2 separate regions of the Homo sapiens genome follow, and region 2 is linked to region 1. A link is an interaction called in ENCODE POLR2A ChIA-PET data of the cell type or tissue named here. Cell type or tissue: PC-9. All regions are shown on one strand. Links, peaks and the distances in the headings refer to the core of each region. The heading gives the core; the rest is flanking DNA.

Region 1 (7,859 bases), core at 1,259-6,258:
AAGTTTGCAATGAGCCAAGATTGCGCCATTGCACTCCAGCCTGGGCAACAGAGTGAGACTCTGTCTTGAGAAAAAAAAAAAAAAAAAAAAAAAGAGAAAACATGTATCTCAATCCCACAACTGCAAGTAATTGAATTTTGCCAACAACCTAACTGATCAGGAGACAGATTATTCCATAGAGCTTCTAGAAGTCCGCTTAGTTTGCTGACACCTTGATTTTAGATTCCTACTAGAGATTTAGATTTAGAGATCCCTACTAGATTTCTGTTCTACAGATATACATTTGTGTTGTTTTAAGCCACTAAATTTGTGGCAATTTTTTAATGGCAGCAGTAGAAAACTAATGTACTCTCAGATTTTCTCACTGGGTCTACCAGTTCTGCCTTTTAGTAAGCAGGCAGGTAAGAGGATGGTGAGATGGTGTTCTTTTTTTGGCAGGGACTGTCTGCTTCCATTCTCTACCATTGCTTCTCTTGCGACTCCTCCTGCATGGTTTGGGAAGGCAGCAGAATGTTTTCCTTTTTCTTTTCTTTTTTTTTTTTTTCTTTTTGAGATGGAGTCTCACTCTTGTCGCCCAGGCTGGAGTGCAGTGGTGCGATTTTGGCTCACTGCAACCTCTGCCTCCCGGGTTCAAGTGATCCTCCTGCCTCAGCCTCCCGAATAGCTGGGATTACAGTCATGCACCACCATGCCAACTAATTTTTGTATTTTTAGTAGAGATGGGGTTTCACCATATTGGCTAGGCTAGTCTCAAACTCTTGACCTGAGGTGATCCACCCGCCTGGCCTCCCAAAGTGCTGGGACTGTAATCATGACTATGGGTGTGAGCCACTGCCCCCGGCCAACAGCATGTTTTTTTATACCACGGATTGACAACTTTGTTGTCCTCACTCTTTCTTATATATAGGCTCTAGGCTGGAGGTGGATTTCTTGATGTGTCCAGATCTTACTCTCTTAGTCACAATGTAGAGGCAGGAAAAGTCTCATTTAGCATTGTTGGACACATTTCACAAATCTTTGTCCCTTGTTGTGTGTTTCAGTGCAAGCACATGTAGACCATTTTTAAGCATTTCCGTTCCTCACCAGCTACCTGAATTCCCTCTGCCTGCATGAGGTCTGCTTGATGGAACTCCTGTTACTGATTGTCCTCTGCATTTTAGTGAACACACCTCTGATGTTGGACTATGCACTGTTGGTTCTATTGCCTGTCTGAAATTAATTTTATTTAATCAAAATAAAAACTTTAATCACATCTCTAATTATAAACCTCTCCTCCCATGTTCTCCCAGAGGCTTGAAGTAGGAAAGGAGGAGGTAAGATCTGCCTTTTTCTTCCACTCTCCACCTTTTTTTGTTTGTTGGTTTGTTTTTGAGACTGAGTTTTGCTCTTATTGCCCAGGCTGGAGTGCAATGGCGCGATCTTGGCTCACTGCAACCTCTGCCTCCCGGGTTCAAGCAATTCTCCTGCCTCGTCTCCCTAGTAGCTGGGATTACAGGCACCCACCACCATGCCTGGCTCATTTTTTTTGTATTTTTAGTAGAGACAGGGTTTCACCATGTTGGCCAGGCTGGTTGTGAACTCCGACCTCAGGTGATCCACCCGCCTCAGCCTCTCAAAGTGCTGGGATTACAGGCATGAGCCATCATGCCCAGCCCCACTCTCTACCTCTTGTCTCACTTGCTAGATGCTCTGGGATTAGCTAGGTAGGAGGAGCTAGAAGTTGAGAGCTATTTTTTTTCCTTTCTTTCTTTTTTTTTTTTTAACCTAGCCAGTCCTACTCTGCAAAAACCTCCTGTGCAGCAAACATCCAACGGACCAAGTCAGCTCCTTCAGCACATAGCCAGCAGGACATCATGGCTTATGTCTGAGCGTTCCAGAGCACAAACAGAGCCTCAGGTTTGCAAGGATAGAAGGCACCCTAAAGATCAGTTGTTTCACTGCTTCTCTTCTCCTGCTCTTTGAACTTGAATCCTCCCTCTTCATTGGTCTTCCAGGATACATATATGGCAGATCCTTAGGGGATCTCAGTACTTATTTTTTAAAAAAATATGTAAATGAGTTTTTTTAATGATTAAAAAAATTTTTTTCTTTTTCTTTTTTAATTTTCAAAAATTTTCCATAAGTTATTGGAATACAGGTGGTATTTGCTTATGTGACTAAGTTCTCTTTTTAAATTTTTTTTGAGATGGAATTTCACTCTTGTTGCCCAGGCCAGAGTGCAATGGTGCGGTCTCGGCTCACCGCAACCTCTGCCTCCTGGGTTCAAGTGATTCTTCTGCCTCAGCCTCCTGAGTAGCTGGGATTACAGGTATCCGCCACCACACCTGGCTAATTTTTGTATTTTTAGTAGAGACGGAGTTTCACCATGTTGGCCAGGCTGGTCTCAAACTCCTGACCCCAGGTGATCTGCCTACCTTGGCCTCCCAAAGTGCTGGGGTTACAGGCGTGAGCCACCACGCCCGGCCATGAGTAAATTCTTTGGGGTGATTTGTGTGATTTTGGTGCACCCATCACCCAAGCAGTATACACTGCACCATAGTGGTAGTCTTTTATCCCTCACCCCTCTCTGTCTTCCCACAAGTCGTCAAAGTCCATTGTATCGTTCTTATGCCTTTGCATCCTCATAGCTTAGCTCCCACATATCGGTGAGAACTTACGATGTTTGGTTTTCCATTCCCGAGTTACTTCACTTAAAGTATTAGTCTCCAGTCTCATCCAGGTGACTGCAAATGCTGTTAATTCATTCCTTTTTATGGCTGCATAGTATTCCATCATATATATATATATATATATATATATATATATATATATATATATATATATATATATATACCACAGTTTCTTTATCCACTCATCAATTGATGGGCATTTGGGGTGGTTCCACGATTTTGCAGTTGTAAATTGTACTGCTATAAACATGCGTGTGCAAGTATCTTTTTCGAATAATGATTTCTTCTCTGGTGGCACCTTATTCTGTTATGGAGATTTTCTTTGAGTTCTTTTGAGGGCAGGGAACAAATCTTAACCATTGCGTCAACATCAGCCCCAACTCAGAGCCTGAAGCCTTGCAGGAACTCAGTGAATGAATGAGTGAATGAATGAATGCATATTTTTGAGTCCCAAACTGGCTTCCCTGTAGTTTCCATAAGGTAGTCCTTGGGTAATTCAGAATGATTTAAATCCCCTCTCTACAGCATCACCTTTAACTATAAAAAGCTATCCTGTCCTAATTAAGTGTTTCATTCTGATTTGATATATTTTCAAACCCTTAAATGATATTCCCACACATCAGTTACAACCTTTTCTGTTTTAGTTATATAATCACCTCCTAAAGAATGTTCTGCTTTCTGGAAGACATTCAGCTTGAGGGTGGGGTGGAAGTGATTGTGTAACTATTGCAAAAGCCTGTGGTTTGAATCTTTCCAAAAGTCTTATCTCAGCAGCCCAGACGCAGTACTCTGCCAATAGTCACAGCTTCTCTGTTTCCCATTGTGTCATCTGCAGACAGCCCTGACGAGGGCGGAGAGCTCATATGGAAAGCGTCATGGTGTGTTTTAAGTGTAACAGAATATCAAATGGGACTTTTCATGGTGTCTTGAAATTTTATCTGAATCCCCAAAGTTGAGAGCAAGAGGTGATAATTATCCCCAGATTTCTGAATAGGATATTAGCACAGACATATCCATGCAGAAATTATGAAGCGACAGCAAAACTAGTATGGTGATTATCAACCTCAGTCATATCCTCCAGCTGAAAAGGAGGAAGGGGATTAGAAAGTGGCCTTGGGGTAGGGATAGTGTCATGGCATTTCCTGTTCTCTTCCTCTGGGGAAACTCTTGAGAGAGTTCAGGGCTCCTGTGGTGTCCTGGGATTGGAGTAGAGTGGAGGAGGAGAGATTATGAAGGAGTGGGTTTGTGTCTTCCGGCATTTAGGGACATAAATGAATGGAAACTAGGGTTTGCTTCCTGCCTGGTGAGTCTGGAATTTGGGGGGGTGGGTGTTGGTTGAAACCACCAGGGAATCCTAAATGAGAGGGTCATAGTGGAACCTGTTTACACAGCCAGAATTTGTAGTGGTGAGGGCATGCGTTTCCGAGGCACTACAATGGAAAACAGCTGGCCTTGAATCAGAAGTGCTGCCTATGGGGTGAAGGGACTCCAGCAATGAGCTGTTATATGCTGTACTTCTGAGCAGGAGCTGAGAAATTTGCAAGAAACTTCTGGGAGAAGGCTGGGCATGGTGGCTCATGCCTGTAATCCCAGCACTTTGGGAGGCCAAGGTGGGTGGTCACTTGAGGTCAGGAGTTTGAAACCAGCCTGGCCAACATGACAAAACCCTATCTCTACTAAAAATACAAAAGTTAGCTGGGTGTGATGGCGCATGTCTGTAATCCCAGCTACTCGGGAGGCTGAGGCAGGAGAATCTCTTGAACCTGGGAGGAGGAGGTTGCAGTGAGCTGAGATTGCACCACTGTACTCCAGCCTGGGCAACAGAAGGAGACTCTGTCTCAAAAAAAAAAAGAAACTTCTGGGAGAAGTGGGAGAGTGCACTGACTTTGAAGGGAGTTTTTCAGCCAGATGGTCCCCACAGAGAGCCTTCAAAAGCCCCACAAATGCTTCCCATTGGAGAGAGCCAGCATCTGGGCTCCTCCTACTGCAAGGCCATGGTATACTGTATTACAAGAGCATCTGCCACAAAGATATATTTGCCCTTCTTCCCTTAATCCCCCTGCTCCCTGACTGGACCCTGGAGAGCCCAGACACAGCAGAGCAAGAGGGAGCCATGTGAAAGAGTTGGAAGAAGAGCAGACAGTTCCTCCTTCCCATGCTGTAGGTCACCACACCAGGCTGAGACTGCACTGAGTACACGATTGAAGTATTTTTTTTTCTTTCCTTTTATTTTCAGGGACAGGGTCTCATTCAATTGCCCAGGCTGGAGTGCAGTGGTCTGATCATAGCTCACTATAACCTCAAACTCCTAGGCTCAAGAGATCCTTCTGCCTCAGCCTCCTGAGTGGCTAGGACTGCAAGAATGCACCACCATACCAAGCTAATTTTAAGTTTTTTGTAGTGATGGGGTCTTGCTATGTTGCCCAGGCTGGTGTTGGACTCCTGGCCTTAAGCAATCCCCCTACCCTGGCCTGCCAAAGCACTGGGAATACACATATGAGCCACGGTGCCTGGCCTGAAGTTTTTAATAGAAATGTTTAATGAGTTTTCATTCTTGAAAGTAATTTCAAAATCTATGAGATAAGCCCAAGATATTGCCCAGAGCTGGGGAAGGATGCTGTGATGTATCATATTCTGAAGGGGTTATCAGAGAAACATGAAACTGTTTTCTGTTTGTACACTAATGAGCTTAGCTCATTTGATAAACTTAATAAGTAAACAATAATTTTAGGTAAATTCCAGAGAGGCTAGTCCTGAGGAATAGGTGGGCAACACACTATTGTCTAGAACTTTGGTATTATAGACTTGTTTTTAAAGTTTTTGATATTGTTATTTAATTTTTTTAAAGTAATAATCACCTTTATTGAACAGTCACTATGTGCAGGCACTCTGACAAAGTGCATTGCAATATTCTTTCATTTAATTCTAACAATTCTGCAATACAGGAATTTTATCTTTATTCTACAAAAATAAGGAAATTGTATGTCAGAGAAGTTAACCAACTTGTGCAATACAATGATGCTAATAAATAGCAGAGATAGTGTTTAAAAAGTTTTTATTTTGTAATAATTTTATGATTACAGAAAAGTTGCAAAAATAGTACAGTGAGTCCCATATATTCTTCCTTCAGCTTCTCCTAATGTTCACTTCTTATATAACCATAATATAACTACTAAAACTAGGAAAGTAAGTAACATTGATACTTTTTTTTTTTTTGAGACAGTCTCTTCGAGACAGAGTCTGTCGTCTGTCGCCCAGGCTGGAGTACAGTAGCTTGATCTCAGCTCACTGCAACCTCTGCCTCCCGGGTTCAAGCAATTCTCCTGCCTCAGCCTCCCTAGTAGCTGGGATTACACGCTCTTACCACCACTCCCAGCTAATTTTTGTAGTCTTAGTAGAGACAGGGTTTCACCATGTTGGCCTGGCTGGTCTCGAACTCCTGACCTCAGGTGATCCACCTGCCTCAGCCTCCCAAAGTGCTAGGATTACAGGCATGAGCCACTGCGCCTGGCTGATACAATATTATTAACCAATCTATAGACCTTATTCAAATTTTGAGGTTCCTCAATTTTCCTAACGAATGTTCTTTTTGTGGTCAGAATCCAACCTTTGGTCCCACATTACATTTAGTTGTCATGTTTTCATAGTTTCCTCCTAAATCTTTCTTTGCATCATTAAATTTTAAGATTGGGAAGGACATTAAAGGTCTTCTAGATGAATCATCCTGTGGATTCTCAAATACCCTCCATCAAAATCCCTGCTGTTCATTATTCGCACGAAGACACTGCCAGTGGTGGTCTGACCTAAATGGGGCCACCTCCATTAGAAGGTCCACATTTGCTTTCTTAAAGCTTCCACCTATTGGTTCTGGTTCTTACCTTATATATGCCATTTAGAACAAGGCCAATTTCCCTTCTATATGATAGCTTTCAAATATATGAAGACCATTATATTTATACTCCCACTGGAACCCCACCCTCCACTCCTGCCACCAAATCTTTTCTTCTTTACAATGGGCATCTTTAATTCTATCAACTGTTCCCCATATGTTATGGGTTTAAGTCCTTCTGCTTAAAACTACGGGCTTTGCCCTAAAATAGCTTCAAACTAGTCTGGGCCATTGTACCCTGAACTAGCTCCAGTTTGTATACATAGATGTAGATGTGGGTCTGTCTACAGCCGACCCTTGAACAATGTGGGAGTTAGGGTTGCTGACCCTGGAGAATTGAAAATTTTTAAATTACTTTTGACTCCCCCAGAACTTAACTACGAATAGCTCACTGTTTACCAGAAGCCTTACTGATGACATAAACAGTTGAATCACACATATTTTGTGTGTGTGTATATATATATATATATATATATCATACTGCATTCTTACAATAAAGTAAGATAGAGAAAAGAAAATGTTATTAAGAAACTCATAAGGGCTGGGCGTGATGGCTCATGCCTGTAATCCCAGTTCTTTGGGAGGCTGAGGTGGGCAGATCATTTGAGGTCAAGAGTTCAAGACCAGCCTGGCCAACATGGCAAAACCTCATCTCTACTAAAAATACAAAAATTAGCCGGGTGTGGTGGCACATGCCTGTAATCCCAGCTGCTTGGGAGGCTGAGACAGGAGAATTGCTTGAACCTGAGAGGTGGAGATTGCAGTGAGCCGAGATCACACCACTGCACTCCAGGCTGGGCAATAGTGCGAGACTCTGTCTCAAAAAAGAAAAAAAAAAGTAAAAGAAACTCATAAGGAAGAGAAAATATATGCACTATTCATCAAGTGGAAGTGGATCATCATAAAAGTCTTCATTCTTGTCATCTTCACATTGAGTAGGCTGAGGAGGAGGAGAGGAGAGGTTGGTCTTGCTGTCTCAGGGATGACAGGCAGAAGAAAATCTCTAGCCTTGCTCTAGCCTGCCCTCCCTGTAAATAAGACTTCATGAGATATGCAATTGTAAGATTGCCCCTGCTTTTTGACACTGCCAAATTCAGAGAGAATCCAAAAATCCAGATTCTATAGCAAGTCCTTTCTGTCATTTTCATGCTGACATTCCCCATGGTTCCCAACAGCCTGCATTCTCTCCCACTGCAACTGGTAATAAATCCAACGTGTTCAATGTGCTACAGGTTGCGTGCAGTGTACAAGGGTTCCCTTTCCCTCTCTTCTCACCAAGACTTGTTATCTTTCAGCTTTTT
Region 2 (6,196 bases), core at 1-5,000, 230 kb before region 1:
TCTAGCAAAGTTAAGAGGATTAGATTTTAAAATGTTCTTTATGTCTGCTTGATCTATCTACTCAATTCCTCAAAGCTCAGAAAGTGACTTTCATAATAAAGGATATATAGTAGATGGCCCAAAAGTACTAGACAAATAACAAATGAATGAGTGAATAAATAATTTCATTGAAAACAGAAACTCAATTAAATTTAAGCTTATACCAACCTAAACCTTTCTATAGTAAACACCAAAAAAGTTTCTAGTACTTAAATAAAGCATTCTTTGAATATGGACTGGTCAAACACAATTTAAAAATAAGCTATAAATAGCTAACCATTCTATGAGAGAACATCACAAGGAGAAATGCAGTTGATGCAATGGGAGAAAACAGGAAGAAACTCAACAATTCATAAGAGAACAAGAACTAAACCTATGCCCTTTGATCAGACCAAGTATTAAGATTCTATTTCAGCCACTAACTGAAACATGAGTTCATTCAATCTTCCATAAATTTATACTGAATACAGACCAGAAAAATGCTAAATGCTATTCTTAATAACAACTAATATTTATTGAGCACTTTCTATGAACTGGGTGCTGTTCTAAGTACTATATGTATGTCTATACGTTTATATACATATATACACTAATTTAATCCTCACAACAATGCTATAAAATACTACCATTAGGCAAAGGAAGTTAAATAACTTTCCCCTTATGATACACAACTAATCAATAGCAGAGCTGGGATTCAAACCCAGGCAGTCTAGAGCCAGGGTATGTTATTTTAACCTCCAAACTATTCTATACTTCAGAACACATGGACTAGTATGAGAGAAAACCAAGTAAACAGATAATCACTATAAAGTGTGACAAATCCTATGATATGGGGCAAACAGTTCTCTCGAATACAGACAGATCTAATCTAGCTTCAGTAAGTTAGGGGGCTGCTTCTCAGAGAGAGAGAGAGAGAGAGAGACCTCCACTTCACAAGAAAGTATTAAGGAATGGTCAACTCTGGAAAGTGGGAAGGTAGGAGGGAAATGGCTAGTCTTTGACTTTTCATCTTACATCCTATTACTATTGTTTTTTGTCTTAATCAGGAATGTATTATTTAAAATAAAACCTGCTGGGTGTGGTGGCTCATGCCTGTAATCCAAGAACTTTGGGAAGTCAAGGAAGGAGGATCAATTGTGTCCAGGAATTTGAGATCAGCTTGGGCAACATAGTGAGACCTTATCTCTACAAAAAAATAAAAAATTAGGCATGGTAATATGTGCCTGTAGTCTCAGCTACTCAGGAGGTTGAAGCAGGAGGGTTGCTTGAGCCCAAGAGGTCAAGGCTACAGTGAGCAGTGATCATACCACTGCACTCAACCTAAATGACAAAGTGAGGTCCTGTCTCAAAATAAATAAATAAATAAAACCAACAAAAATTAAACATTTTAACTTAAAAAAAAAATTTTAATTCTCTCAGATACCATTCTCTCCTTCATGGAACCCTCCCTTGAATTCCTCATTTTTCCAAGCCAAATACTTATCAGTTCTATCTCTACTTATACATAGTTCTGTTGTTATACTCATTGCATTATATTGTAATTATTTGCCTAAACTCCTTTCTTCACTACGAGATTTTGAACTCCTTAGGGGAAAGACCTCACATCTAGTAACAGTGCTTAGCACAGTAGAGAAACTCAAATGCTAGTGCTTAGCACAGTACAGAAACTCAAACGCTTCTTGAACTAAACTGAATCAAGAAAATCACCTACAGTAGTCTGACTTATTTGGAAAGAGGGCCTAATGCCATAAAGATCACAGATACCAACCTGGACTTCTATTTAGATATAAATTATACATATGAAAAGAGAGCCACTCATATTTATTATTTCAAGCTGTAAGGGAAGCATGACATATGGAAAGAGCATGCAAAATAAAGCCAGGCAGACCCAAGGTTTTTTTTTTGTTTTTTTTTTTTTTGTTTTTTGAGACAGAGCTTCACTTTGTTGCCCAGGCTGGAGTGCAGTGGCACAATCTCGGCTCACTGCAGTCTCTGCCTCCCAGGTTCAAACAATTCACCACATCCAGCTAATTTTTGTATTTTTAGTAAAGATGGGTTTCACCATGTTGACCAGGCTGGTCTCAAACTCCTGACCTCAGGTGATCCGCCCGCCTCGGCCTCCCAAATTGCTGGGATTCCAGGCATGAGCCACCATGCCCAGCCACAAGATCCAAGGTTTAAATCCCATTCAGCAAGTCACATGAACTTAGCCAAGTCCAAATCTTTCTGTGCCTCAATTTTCTCATTTGTATAATCAGAGGTCAATTTTAGGTACTTACATTTTTATAAGGTAAATAAAATTTAGGCCGGGTGCAGTGGCTCACGCCTGTAATCCCAACACTTTGGGAGGCTGAGGCGGGTGGATCACCTGAGGTCTGGAGTTCGAGACCAGCCTGACCAACATGGAGAAACCCTGTCTCTACTAAAAAAAAATACAAAATCGGCCAGGCGTGGTGGCATATGCCTGTAATTCCAGCTACTCGGGAGGCTGAGGCAGGAGAATGGCTTGAACCCAGGAGGAGGAGGTTGCCGTGAGCGGAGATCGTGCCATTGCACTCCAGCCTGGGCGACAAGAGTGAAACGCCGTCTCAAAAAAAATAAAATAAAATAAAATAAAAATAAAATTTACCTTATAAACTTGTTTTGAAGATTAAATAGAATAACTTGATTATGTAGCATTATAACAGGCATTAAAAAGATGGTATTAATAGCTATCCTTTCCTTTTTATAAGGAAAGGTAAGATTATACCTTTCCTTACAAGATTAAGGTAAGAGCAAAAGAGACTCCTTTAAGAGACAGAATAATCAGGGTTCAGTGGTCATTTAATAAGGACTATATGTGCAAAGGAAAGTGCAAATTACTTTACAGCCATTATCTCATTTACATCTTCACAGAAGGCCAGGCGTGGTGGCTCATGCCTGTAGTCCCAGCACTTTGGGAGGCCGAGGCATGCAGCTCACTTGAAATCAGGAGTTTGAGACCAGCCTGGCCAACATGACGAAACCCCATCTCCATTAAAAATATAAAAACTAGACAGGCATGGTGGTGGGCGCCTATAATCCCAGCTACTTTGGAGGCTGAGGCAGGAGAATCGTTTGAATCCGGGAGGCAGAGGTTGCAGTGAGCCAAGATCACACCACTGCACTCCAGCCTTGGCAACATAGTGAGACTCTGTCTCAAAAATAAATAAATAAATAAATAAATAAAATCTTCATGGAAACAGCACTTATTTCAAAGGATTGTTATCTCCATTTTACATATGAGAGAAAAACCTGTAACTTGTTCAAAGTCACAGAATTATTAGGTTTTAGAACTGAGGCTCAAACCCAGTTCTGTGGCTCCAAAGTCCATGCTCCTCACCACTATACTAAATTACAGTAAGTCAAGCACTTAGTACTGAATACTTAGGATAATTTGTCCAAATGCCTTACAGGCATCTATTTATATGGATTCTTTGAAAATACAATCATTTTCTCCTATGCTTACTTCTCTAGAACTTTTCAATAAGTAAGAATGCTTATTAAAAGTTCCAGCCCTTTCGAAAGTAGTTAAATCCTCCTGGAGTGATCGTATTCACCACCTGAAAAATAATGATATAGTTAGCGCACCACTCCCTTTGGTTTCTCTCCTAACCTACTTACATCCATTCCAGGTAAAGCATTCCATTATCGACCTCCTGCTTGGCCTGCAGCTTAGCTTGCTGATAAACTTCTGAAGTTTCCGGCTCACAGAGACCCAGTTGTACAATATTAGGAAATGGCTGTCGTCCAAGAAGGTGTCCATTTAAAGATAAAAACTCCTGAAAATTCTCACTGACTGCACAATCCTACAAATAAACTGAAATCTCTTAGAAACACAATCAGAGCCACGATCTGACATTTTTCCATTTCTGTGATCTTGCCACTTTAAAAGCTTAAATGAAATATTCTTTATATGAACTAAAATTGAACAGCCAACCATTAAGTAACAAATATATAGTAATCCTCTTCTGACTTTTAAACATAGGGTAAAAATCTCATTATCAAACACATTTCTTAATACATTCTTTTTTTAAAAAAACCACTGAACATCTTATTTTCCTAGCTTTTAAACTTCAATCCTACCTACTTTCCCAGTAGGGTAGGAAGCAAATTAATTAGAATAACCAAAAATCAAAGGAGGGAAATTATCTTCACCCCTTCTATTCTGCTCATTCCCATCATTAAATCTAGAATTAAATGTAAAAAAAAATGAGATTCCTTTTTAGCACTAATTTTTCATGTTAATATATATACCTTTTCATCTAGTATATGTCTGTATTCCACAAATTCATGAATCAGATGAGCAGGGCCTACAAGTTCTGTTTTTGCTTTAATCCAATCCAGGGAAAACATTAAAGCACAAAGTTCCTTTAAAAAACAAAAAGTAGTATCAGCAGCACTGTTAGAGATCAAAAAATTTTAGGTATAACATCATTAACCTCACACTGCTAAGAGAAACAGTAAATATCTAGAATTTAAAGGATGCAAAAGCTAGTGAGAAAGAACACATCCATAGTTCCAAAGAAACATAAAATGGGCCTCATACTTCAGCTCCAAATAAACTCCAGTTGGTTAAAAATTTAAATAGAAAATAGAAAACATTTAAAAATACTAGAAAATAAAAATAAATATTTTTGTAAGCTTGTAGTGAAGGAAATCTTTGTAAACATGACCCCAAAGCAAAATATCAAACAAAAAGAAAAACTGCACTTAACTATATAAAAGTGTATTTAACTACATAAAAATTCAAATCTTCAATACAGTAGAAAGCAATATAAATTAAACTCAAGACCAAAGAAGTTTTAAAAAAATACTTATTTGTAACACATATGATAGATCAGGGCTTCAATCCTTATTTTTATAGAAAATTATTTTTTATAGAAAATTCTAATAAAACAGTAAGAAAAAGAAAAACACGTCAAGAGAAAAAATAGGTAAAGGAGGTAAAAGCAAACAAAGGATGGGAGCCACAATTCACAAAACAAAAAGCACAGATGGCCAAAATCTCACCGGTAATCAAAGGAGAACAAGAAAAATTTACCATTTTTAAAGTATCAGATTTCTGAAGACTAAAGGAGTAACAAGAATATTAGCTGGGGCTGAGCACAGTGGCTCACACCTGTAATCCCAGCACTTTGAGAGGCTGAAGAGGGTGGATTACTCGAGCCCAGGGGTCAAGATCAGCCTGGGCAACACAGTGAAACCTCAACTCTACAAAACATACAAAAATTAGCCGGGTGTGGTGGTGCACACCCGTGCTCCCAGCTACTCAGGAGGCTGAGGTGGAAGGATCACCTGAGCCCAGGAAGTGGCGGTTGCAGTGATTTCAGCTGAAATCATGCCACTATACTCCAGCCTGGGCAACAGAGTGACATCCTGGTGAGATCCTGTCAAAGAAAGGGCAAGGGCAGGAAGAGGGGAGGGCAGGAAGAGGGGAGGGCAGGAAGAGGGGAGGGGAGGGGAAGGGAGGGAGGAGAGGAGAGGAGGTGATTAGCTAGAATCAGAGGAAATGAACACTTTCAACCACTGTTGGTAGGCATGTAAAACAGGGTACCCTTCTGGAGAGCAGTCTGGCAATCTGTATTAAAATTTAAACTGCACATACTATTTGACCCAGAAATTCCACTTATAAAAAAGTATCCTAAGAAAATAACCAGATGAATATGCTTAAACAATCTAATTGTCCATCAACCAACTGGCCATTCATAATGTAGCTATACAATGAAATAATATGCAGCTTTAAAAATCATGTCACTCTATATAAATGACATGAAAAGATGACCATTCAATGTAATTAAATGGTAAAAAGCAATATATGAGACTATTTCTATTATGATCCCATTTGGTTTTAAGAGACAAGTATGTTTATAGAAGCAGCAAAATGATCTAGAAAACTATACACAAGAGCATTAGTAATGGTTGTGATCTCTGTTTTCCTTTTCATCGTTTTTTTCTGTTTTTCCAATGAAAATCAACCATTACCTTTAAAGTCAGAAAAAAGGCTAAAGAGAAACTGAATCCTGCCACACTATCATACATGTCAAAAGCTTTAAAAAGATGCATTGGCTCAGTAATTCTACTTCTCGGAATTTGCCAAGGAAACAACATAGGTACAAAGATAAACAAGAATGCTCAT

Evidence for each region. ChIA-PET counts read pairs that join two places held together with the same protein. Peaks named below come from ENCODE experiments on the same cell type or tissue, not always from the same donor. Only the 100,000 strongest peaks of a DNase experiment are listed, where the experiment ranks them.
Region 2: POLR2A ChIA-PET joins it to region 1 with 8 read pairs; 2 of 35 experiments call an interaction of 5 or more read pairs at or near these places.

What each region holds. Positions count from the first base shown.
Region 1 is chr12:98,435,810-98,443,668 of GRCh38, reverse strand. No RefSeq gene overlaps it. Among named protein-coding and RNA genes, the nearest start is that of TRD-GTC1-1, 64 kb to the left of the region's middle. In PC-9, for the core only: no CTCF peak of the experiment used is centred there; a DNase peak (open chromatin) is centred at 3,398.
Region 2 is chr12:98,669,205-98,675,400 of GRCh38, reverse strand. APAF1 (apoptotic peptidase activating factor 1) reads right to left here. Exons shown (of 27, transcript NM_181861.2): 11 at 4,315-4,428; 12 at 3,682-3,866. Among named protein-coding and RNA genes, the nearest start is that of APAF1, 27 kb to the right of the region's middle. In PC-9, for the core only: no CTCF peak of the experiment used is centred there; no DNase peak of the experiment used is centred there.